2 separate regions of the Homo sapiens genome follow, and region 2 is linked to region 1. Evidence: read pairs that join two places in POLR2A ChIA-PET (ENCODE). Cell type or tissue: Caco-2. All regions are shown on one strand. Links, peaks and the distances in the headings refer to the core of each region. The heading gives the core; the rest is flanking DNA. Region 1 overlaps PTPRT (protein tyrosine phosphatase receptor type T). Region 2 overlaps PTPRT (protein tyrosine phosphatase receptor type T).

The links. ChIA-PET counts read pairs that join two places held together with the same protein. Peaks named below come from ENCODE experiments on the same cell type or tissue, not always from the same donor. Only the 100,000 strongest peaks of a DNase experiment are listed, where the experiment ranks them.
Region 2: POLR2A ChIA-PET joins it to region 1 with 5 read pairs; 2 of 35 experiments call an interaction of 5 or more read pairs at or near these places.

The regions. Positions count from the first base shown.
Region 1 is chr20:43,038,047-43,042,443 of GRCh38, reverse strand. All of the region lies in intron 1 of PTPRT (protein tyrosine phosphatase receptor type T), which reads left to right. Among named protein-coding and RNA genes, the nearest start is that of PTPRT-AS1, 72 kb to the right of the region's middle. In Caco-2, for the core only: no CTCF peak of the experiment used is centred there; a DNase peak (open chromatin) is centred at 1,843.
Region 2 is chr20:43,145,133-43,149,529 of GRCh38, reverse strand. All of the region lies in intron 1 of PTPRT (protein tyrosine phosphatase receptor type T), which reads left to right. Among named protein-coding and RNA genes, the nearest start is that of PTPRT, 43 kb to the left of the region's middle. In Caco-2, for the core only: no CTCF peak of the experiment used is centred there; no DNase peak of the experiment used is centred there.

The DNA.
Region 1 (4,397 bases), core at 187-4,186:
TTTTCATTTTCAAGCCAGAGCTGACTGTTGGCTCTGGGCAGGACAAGTTTGGCTTTGGGAGATGATAGTGTCTAAGTGTGCTGCCTGGTTAGTAAATTATCGCCTGGATCACTGGACGATGAGACATTTTAAATTGCAGCCTACAGGCTTTGCAGAGCCTCTGCATTCTGAATTTACAAAGGGAATTGGCCCTGAATAAACAATGTACCTACTATGTGCTGGAGCTATGACACCACTGGTCTTTAGGAATCTCTGTACCTAAGTAGGTGAAGGGAGGAAAATAGCCCGTAATGAGCACCTGCTGTGCACCAGGCCTTTAACATGTCTTGTTCCATCTAACCATCACCACAGTTCAGTGGAGCAGCTATTGTACAAATGGGGAAATTGAGGCTCAGGGAGGGTAAAGAACTTTCTGAACATCAGATTCTGGTACATGTCAGTCCTAGAACTTGAGTTCAGGCATGCAAAAATCTGTTCTCTTTCGATTTGAGTGACAACCATTTAGACCAAGGGTCAGTAAACATTATCTGTAAAGTGACAGGTTGTAAATATTTTAGGCCTTGTGGGACATATTTCTGCCTCATGTACTCAATTTTCCCAGTGTAGCATGAAAGCAGCCATTGATAATACATAAACAAATAAGCTTAGCTATGTTCCAATAAAACTTTATTTACAAAAAAAGCTAGTGGGCCATATTTGGCCTGTGGACTGCAGCTTGCCAACACTTGTTGGCATGACAACAAGAATATTTGGCATGACAGTAAACACCACATTTGCTCACCATAGGTTGGATAGGTTTACTTTCCAGCCGAAAATGATTCTTGGAAGAGGTAGCCCTTGTACGATGATCTAAGGGAAGTAGGTGGCACGTTATGGCCATCACCCAAGGCTGGCAAGGCTCTTATAGGTACTTTCCTACAACTCAATGTTGCTGGCTTTGGGGAGACAGGGCGGACTTGTCCCTGTTGTCCACACACAGGAGTCCTGTGATGTAGATGGAGTTAAATGAAAGGAGATAAGATTAGCATAATTTTCTGCTCTGTTGTCACCTTCATAAATTTTAAAAAGCCAATGCTAAAGCTAATTATAACAACATTTAAGAACATTATTTGTAGTTTTAAAAGAAAATTTGTATTCCCTGAATTTATACCACACAAGCAATACATTAAAAAGTACTATAGCACAGTGTGTATGACCATGGTTTGCCAAACAGAAAGATCTGAGTTCAGATCCCAGCCCTGGCACATTCTAGCTGCAGGTCTGAAGCAAGTCATTTAAGCTCTCCGAGTCTTAGTTTTCTTCACTGGTAAGTGATTGGAGACGGTCTCAAACTTTAGCTATATTAGAATCACATGCAGGGCTTGTTAAACCACAGATTGCTGGGCTCTATGCATGGAGTTTCTGATTTAGTAGGTCTGGGGTGGATCCAAGAATTTGATTTCTCACACGCTCCCAGGTGATGCAGATGCTGCTGGTCGGGGTGCCACAATTTGGGAAACACTGGGCAAAAGAATGCTAAATGTTCCAGGTTCGAATTATTTCCCAACAGACAGTCTTTGAATGAGGAATGGAGTGGAAGCAGGAAGCAGGGAATTCCCACTGTATCCTCAGGAATCATGAGTGGGCACAGGGAGACACAGCTTTTGAAGCAAAGGAAAATCAGCCATGGCTACCCAGACATGGCCTCAGGCAGGTCTAGCTCTCAACAATTTTATTCACAATGCTTCTTCTGGAAGGGTTGGCAAGGAAAGAAGAGACAAACCGGCGCTTCCTCTTTGGTCCTCTTCTGACAAGAGGAGGAAGTGTTAGCAGGTATTCCCATCTTTCAGGACCAAGGACAGCGAGGGAGCTCTGTCATTCTGGGGAAAGTAGAACAATGGGTTGTGAGGGGGTGCGGGTATGTGCAGGTAAAGTGCCTTATAACACGGAGTCTGGCATATGCCAAGCAGCTAGTAAGTATTGGCTGTTATAATTTCGTGTATTTTAAAAATATTTATTGTTTTATAAGTATATATAGTGAATAATTTTGTCCTTCCTCCCCAGTTCTGCTCTGTTGGCAACCATATTGGCTGTGTGAGTTATATATCTTTTAGGTATTTTATGATTGATAGTCATAATTCTAAATATTGACAAACAGCTATCTAAAAGAGTTGTAGTTTTTATCTTCCATTCCCAGCACTGGTTTTCATCAGTCTTTTTTATCTTCTTACTGCATAGATGAAAACATTTTTTGATTAGCATTCAGTTATTAGTGAGGTAAGAAAATATTTTCAAGTGTTATTTAGTGTTTGGCATTCATTTTCCTTCCTGTGCTTTAGTTGCTTATACTCTGCACATTTTTCTTTTAGGTGGTTTTCTTCTTCTCTTTCTTCCTTCTTTCTTCTTCTTTATTCCTTTTTTTTTGAGACCAGGTCTTGCTCTGTTGCCCAGGCTGGAGTGCAACGGTACTATCTCGGCTCATTGCAACCTCTGCCTCCCAGGCTCAAACAATTCTCCTGCCTCAGCCTCCTGAGTAGCTGGGTCTACAGGCGCATGCCACTGCAGCTGGCTAATTTTTGTGTTTTTTGTAGAGATAGGGTTTTGTCATACTGCCCAGGCTGGTCTAGAACTCTTGAGCTCAGGTGATCTGCCCACCTTAGCCTACTGAAGTGCTGGGATTACAGGTGTGAGCCAGTGCACCCGGCCTGGTTTTCTTCTTTTTTATTTGTAAATGGTCTTTGGACACCAGAACTATTAGTTCTTTCTTTATCATTTATGTTGCAGTAGTTTTTTTCTCAGGTGGTGGTTTTCTTTTTACTTGATTTTGGGTTTTTATTTTTGGTCACAATAAGTTTTTTATTTGTTTTTAAATTTTTATGTGATGAAATTTATCAGTATGTTACTGATTTTTCATCTTCATGGCATCATCAGAAAGGCCTTCCTCACTCTCATAAAATATACTTTCTTTTTTTTCTGGTGCTTTTATGGTTTTCTTTCCTTCCCTCCCTTCTTCCTTTCCTCTCTTCCTTTTATAAATTTAAATCTTTACCATATCAGGCCCTTATTTTGGTGTAAGGAGTGAGATAGAGATTTTGTGGTTTTTTTTTTATCATTTTATTTCAAGAAGATAGCTAGTTGTCCTAATACCTCTTACTGAATAATTCATGTGTTTTCTACTTACAGGACATGCAACCAGAATAATATGTATTTTGGGGTCTAATTAGCTTTCATTTATGTCTATCCATACAGTGATGCTATCTTGTTTACTACTGTAGCTATGATATGTTTTCATATTGGAGAGGATTATTTCCCCAGTACTCTAAAATCTCAAAAGTTTCCCAGGCATTTTTGCATTTTTATTCTCCCAGAAAAACTTTAGAGTAATTTTGTCAGGTGCTCCCCTCAAATCTTGTTTGAACTTTGGTTGGCTCTGCGTTGGATTTATAGATTAAGTTAGAGATCTCAGGCATTTTCACAGTGTTGATTTCTCTTATCTAAGTACAACATACCTCCTGGCATTTACTCAAATCGCTTGTGTTATGCCCTTCAGTGGAGTTTAAGAGTTTTCTTTTTTTAGGTCTTGCATATTTCTTGTTTATTTTTTATTTATCTGTATTTCTTTTGTATATGGGTTAAATGTTTCCGTTATATTTTCTAATTGGCTATTGCTCGTATAAATAGATGTGGTTTTAGGCACATATTTTATATCTGGCTCCTATACTAAAAATCTTTTATCATTTCCAACAGTTTTCAGTTATGCTCTTGGGTTTGAAGGTAGACAATAATGTCATCTACACATAATGATACTTCTGTTTTCTCTTTTTAAATGCTTATAGCTCTTTTATTTTTATTGCTTTGCTTGTGCTATAAATTCTAGAATGAAGTTAAATAATCATAGCAGATATCCTTTTTTCTGATTTAATTATAATGCTCCTGAAATTTTATTAAGTATGATGACTGTTTTTTCAGATAAATATTCTTAATCATTTTGAGGAACTCGCATGCTATTTCTAGGTTATTTTTATATCAGGAACGAATGTTGAGATTGTCATGTGGTTTTACTCAATTGACCTATTATTTTTACAAATTGTATGACTAAATTTCTAAATATTAAACCATTGTTGTAATTAACTTTAATTGTCTATGGTTTTTATTCCTTTAATATAGTGCTAGATTTGATCTACTAGTATTTTATACAGCTCCTTAATCCCTTGTCTGAAACCCTTTGGGCGAAATGTGTTTGTAATTCGTATTTTATTAGATTTTAGGGAGGTAATATGATACGTATATTGTGAATGTTATGTAACAACCCCAGTGGAGTCTGAGGAAGTGCTCCTTAATCAAACATGTTAATATTTATGCAGCCAAACATATGACTGCAAAGCTAAGTCAGATAAATAATGCTATAAATAGGCTCA
Region 2 (4,397 bases), core at 117-4,116, 110 kb before region 1:
TTTCACTCTTAAATAGGCTGTTCCTCACCCATTCATTGAGGTGTTATTTCCTCCTATCCCAGGCCTTCTCAAATACCTCCCTTGACTGTGCCTTATACATTGTCTGTTATAATTACCTTTCTTGAGAATCATAGTATTTGGTTGGCTTTTCTCCAGTGAATAGAATTAACCTAGTGCAAGCAGTTTTTCAAAGCATATAATGAGCCTTTTAAAACTTGAATTTTCATGACAAAGTTTATTTTGTTGAAATATAAAAGAAAGGCAAATATTTACTAATTTTTGCTTTATTAAAACATAATGCACAGGGGCATATTTTTAGAAATGATAAATCATTTTCTTCACAAAGGGATCTTGGGTAGAAAGAAACATACCACATTTAAAAATTATATACTATTCTATAATTGCACAAATCAAATATGTGTATTATTTGTAATTATATTGGTAATATATGTAATTACATGAGAAAACAATTAGAGCAAGCTGCATTCCAACAGAACATGGATCTAGATTTTTTTCTTTCCCCCAGTTATTCTGCAGCATTAATTTGTCTTGCAGAAGTAAGAGGATCACACAGACATTTTAAAAAACAACATCTCTGACCTACCTCAAGCACGTTAAAGATTTCTTGAGCAGATACTACTGATGTTTTGCAATCTTGGAGGTGAGAGTAAAGCCCATCTTATTTCTTCACTTCTGCGGCTTTATTTTTCTTGCCTATGAAAAAAGGTAGCAGACAGTACATTTTTGAGGCATATGAACCCTATACCAGTGCTACACCTCAGCCTTCAGAGTGGTTCTGCTATGGGAAATTTCTTCCTGAAAAATCAACCCACATATTCTTTACTCCCTCTATAAAAATAGCTGGGATGGTTTTGGGGTTAATGAGCAATGACCCACTGGATGGGAACACCTCTTCTTTTAAGAAACTCAGGAATTATGTGGAGCATAATTTAAGTCTGTGATCTCAGGGGAGATTTCTCGTGGAATCATTCATTCATCAGGTATTCACAGAGCACATGCTGTGTGCATCCATTGCTGTGCTGGGTGCTGGGGTTGCAGAGATAACATATGGTGGATGAGAGACATACAACAACAGTGCTGAGAGAATCATGGGGCAAGAACTAGGGGAGTCTGAAGAAGAGGGGTCCAGGAGGCCTCAAAAGTTGGGGATGGGGTTGAAAGGAGTAGGGAGACATTATTGAGATGGATACTTCTTGCCCCAGGGATGCGATGGAGGGTTGGTGAGAACCGTTCCAGGCAGAGTGACAAATGTGCTAGGACAGTGACATGTGAACAATTGAAGCATATATTTAATATGAGGATATGCAGATTGATTTTGTGGAGTTGGGAGTGAAGGGCAGGTGTGAGGGTGTGGCCAAGATGAGGTTAAACATGGAGGCAGATCCCCCCACCCAACCAGCCCAGGGTATGGAAATGTCAATGCTCTGTGTAGATTGCACGTGTACACTTCCATGACACCTATTGCAGCTTCCACAGACAGAGCCCTTGCTTTGCTTGAAGAGGTCTTGGGTAGATTTAAAGTCTCATCATGGCTATAGAGTTATTCATGTTTTCTAACCTGATAGGAAGAATCTAGATGGGTCAAATGGTGTGTGTGGTGATTTCTGGGTGAGAGTGCCAGGTTCTGTGATCCTGCTTTGGCTTGGAGTAGATGAAAGAATTTTTCAGCCGAAGGCACCTTGGAAGTCTGTCTGCAAAGAGAGGTCGATGAATGAAGCTGCCCTTGGGAGATGGGTTTTGTAGACAGCTAGCAGCTCTGGGCTCTGTTGGCCCATGATGAAGAAGGGATGCTCTTGGGAATAGACAGAGAAACATGATGCAGAGCTGTTTTGCTCCCTGTTCTGTCTTCTTATGCTTTTCATCAAATTCTCCAATATAGACTTGAAATGTTAGCAAACAAGAGGCTGTGGGATGTGTTATTGAATTTTACCTCTGTTGGTCATAATATAAATATTACTTAATTCCTTCATGTGCTCAGCAAACATTTATGGAGCACCAGGCTCTGGGCACAGGGGCTTCCATCTCTGCTATTGAGAAGTCCCTGGTCTGATGGGGGAGGTAGAATGAGTTGTTGAGGGATTTCTGACGAAGCGATGTGTAGGATGATGATGATGATGGTTGGCGTTTATTGAGTTTCTACTGTGCAACAAGGATTATCCTCGTGTCCATTTTATGAGGGGAGTACTGTTGCTTTCCATTTTGCTGATGAGGAAACTGAGGCATGGGAGGTTTCTAGTAAGTGAGGGAGCCACATTTCAGACCCAGGGAAGGTACTAAGCTCCAAGCTGCAGGGCACATAGGAGGACACAGTTTCATCTTGGGGGAAGGGGGCACCAAGACAGGTTTCTTAGAGCTGATGCCCCTCGAGTAGGTTCTGAAGGAGGAGCAGAGGTACCTGGAGAGAAGACATGAGGTAGAACATGCTTGGCTGAGGTCCCAGCTCTAGTGAAACATGACAGTGGATGAAGCTGGTTAGTGATCACTGATGCTTCAGTGGAAGGCAGGTTGGGCGAGTGAGATGGGAGTCAGAGAAGTTCACTGGAGCTGCCCTGGGAAGGCCTTGGCTGCTGGCCAGAGATGCTCTGTCTTCCTTTTAGGGGACTTAGGATGACCTGTGAATATAGTTCCATCGTATTGACAGCTGAGGGCATCTCTGGAGTCCCATTTCAATCCTTCTAAAGTAGGGTCCACAGGGGCAGCTCTGGAAGGTTTTGTGGAAGTGTGCACAATTCAGGGGCCCACTTTAAGAAAAAGAAGACAGCATTTCAGATACCAAATTAGCACCGGGCTTTGAAAGGGGCCCATGCAAGTGAGAGGACCCGAGGTGTCAGCTTCCCTAGTGGCATGCTCAGTACCCCCAGACAGTCTTTTTCATCAACATCATGTTTGTTTCTACACCACTGCAGAAGAACAATAGTTTATGTGTTTTGGGGTGATTTTTTTTTTTTTTGGTTCAGAAGTGAAGAGTCTTTATTTTGTCGTGACATCCACTAGTGTTTGGAGAGTGGCCTAATCACAATCTCATCCCAAGATATCTCCTGGAATTGGCTAACTGTGGTTATTCTGAACACAGAATCATCTTATGCATTCACATATGGCCTCCTTGAACATCTATTTTTTTCACTACATAGGGTCTAGAGATGGTTGATATTCAGGACATAATCCCCAAAGCATTCCTGCCTTGCTAAATTTCAGTTTGTATGTCTTTCGTCAAATATTTGGCTTAGCTGGGACTGGTTGGCATATTGTGTTAGCTCAAAGTGATTTATTGTCTCAGCGTCATCCATTCAATACAGAGAGGTAATATTTAGTGTGTCAGTGGGGATTATGTTGTAATCTCAAGAAAAATGTAGGAAGTTGGGTAGAGAAAAAAAGTCCAAGAAGAAGAACCAAGTAGTTATTAAAATCGACTTTTCTAATATATGCTCATTCGCTGAGAGTTACATCCACGACTTCATTTCTCATCAAAAACTCTCAAAGAGCCAATTTCCAGTAGTTCTTATCCCTCCTTGCAGCTGAATATTTGGGGGTATTTTAAAGTGATATCATAAAAAAGATTGAAAACGAAGTCCTATAAATGATCTTTAATCAACAGACTCTGTTGCTTTATGGAACAGAAAACAGTGAACAAAAGACTATGATTTTAATTCAAGGAAAGAGAGCTATTTATTTTAAGTATTTCTGCAGAATGGCAGAAGTAATTTATTCAGTTATAATTAGACACATTGTAAAATGGACGATTGTGAAAAGAGTGATTCTTGCTGGCTTTGGAGAGCTGGAGAAGGCTCTTCTGTGTGATTCTCTGTTATCTGGTCCCAGATCCTGGTGCCAGAAATTAATCTGTGAGCCAGGGCTGAACCAGATAAAAATGGAAGCTGAAAGTGTTCACATTCTCTTTTTCATCCTGAAAATGGGCTTTCCTTCTTTCTGTCTTGATAAGAAACTCCTGCAGCAAGTATTTAAATTGGAGAATTGCTTGGGTATGAGATGGTTTAACAGTATGTAATAGAAAAATCCTTGAGTTCTTCAGTCAAGGGGAAATTATGTGTGCATCTGAAGTGAATTGTGGCAACTTAAGAAGCCTATGCCATTTGGGGCTGCATTAATAGAGATATAGGAAACAGATCAGTGAAGGTGATTGATAGTTGGAAATTCTTGCTTTCTTTCAACAAGCTTGGAGTAGATGAAAGGATTACACATATAGGAAACCTTCAATAATCTACTTTATTCTAGTCAATAAATAAAGAAATAAGTAAATAAATACATAAATAAAGTAGATTATTGAGGGCTTCCTATGTGTCAGGACTAGGGAGACATTGGTGAACAACATAGACATGTTTCCTTGTTGATCAGACATTTTGGAAGGAGACAGATAA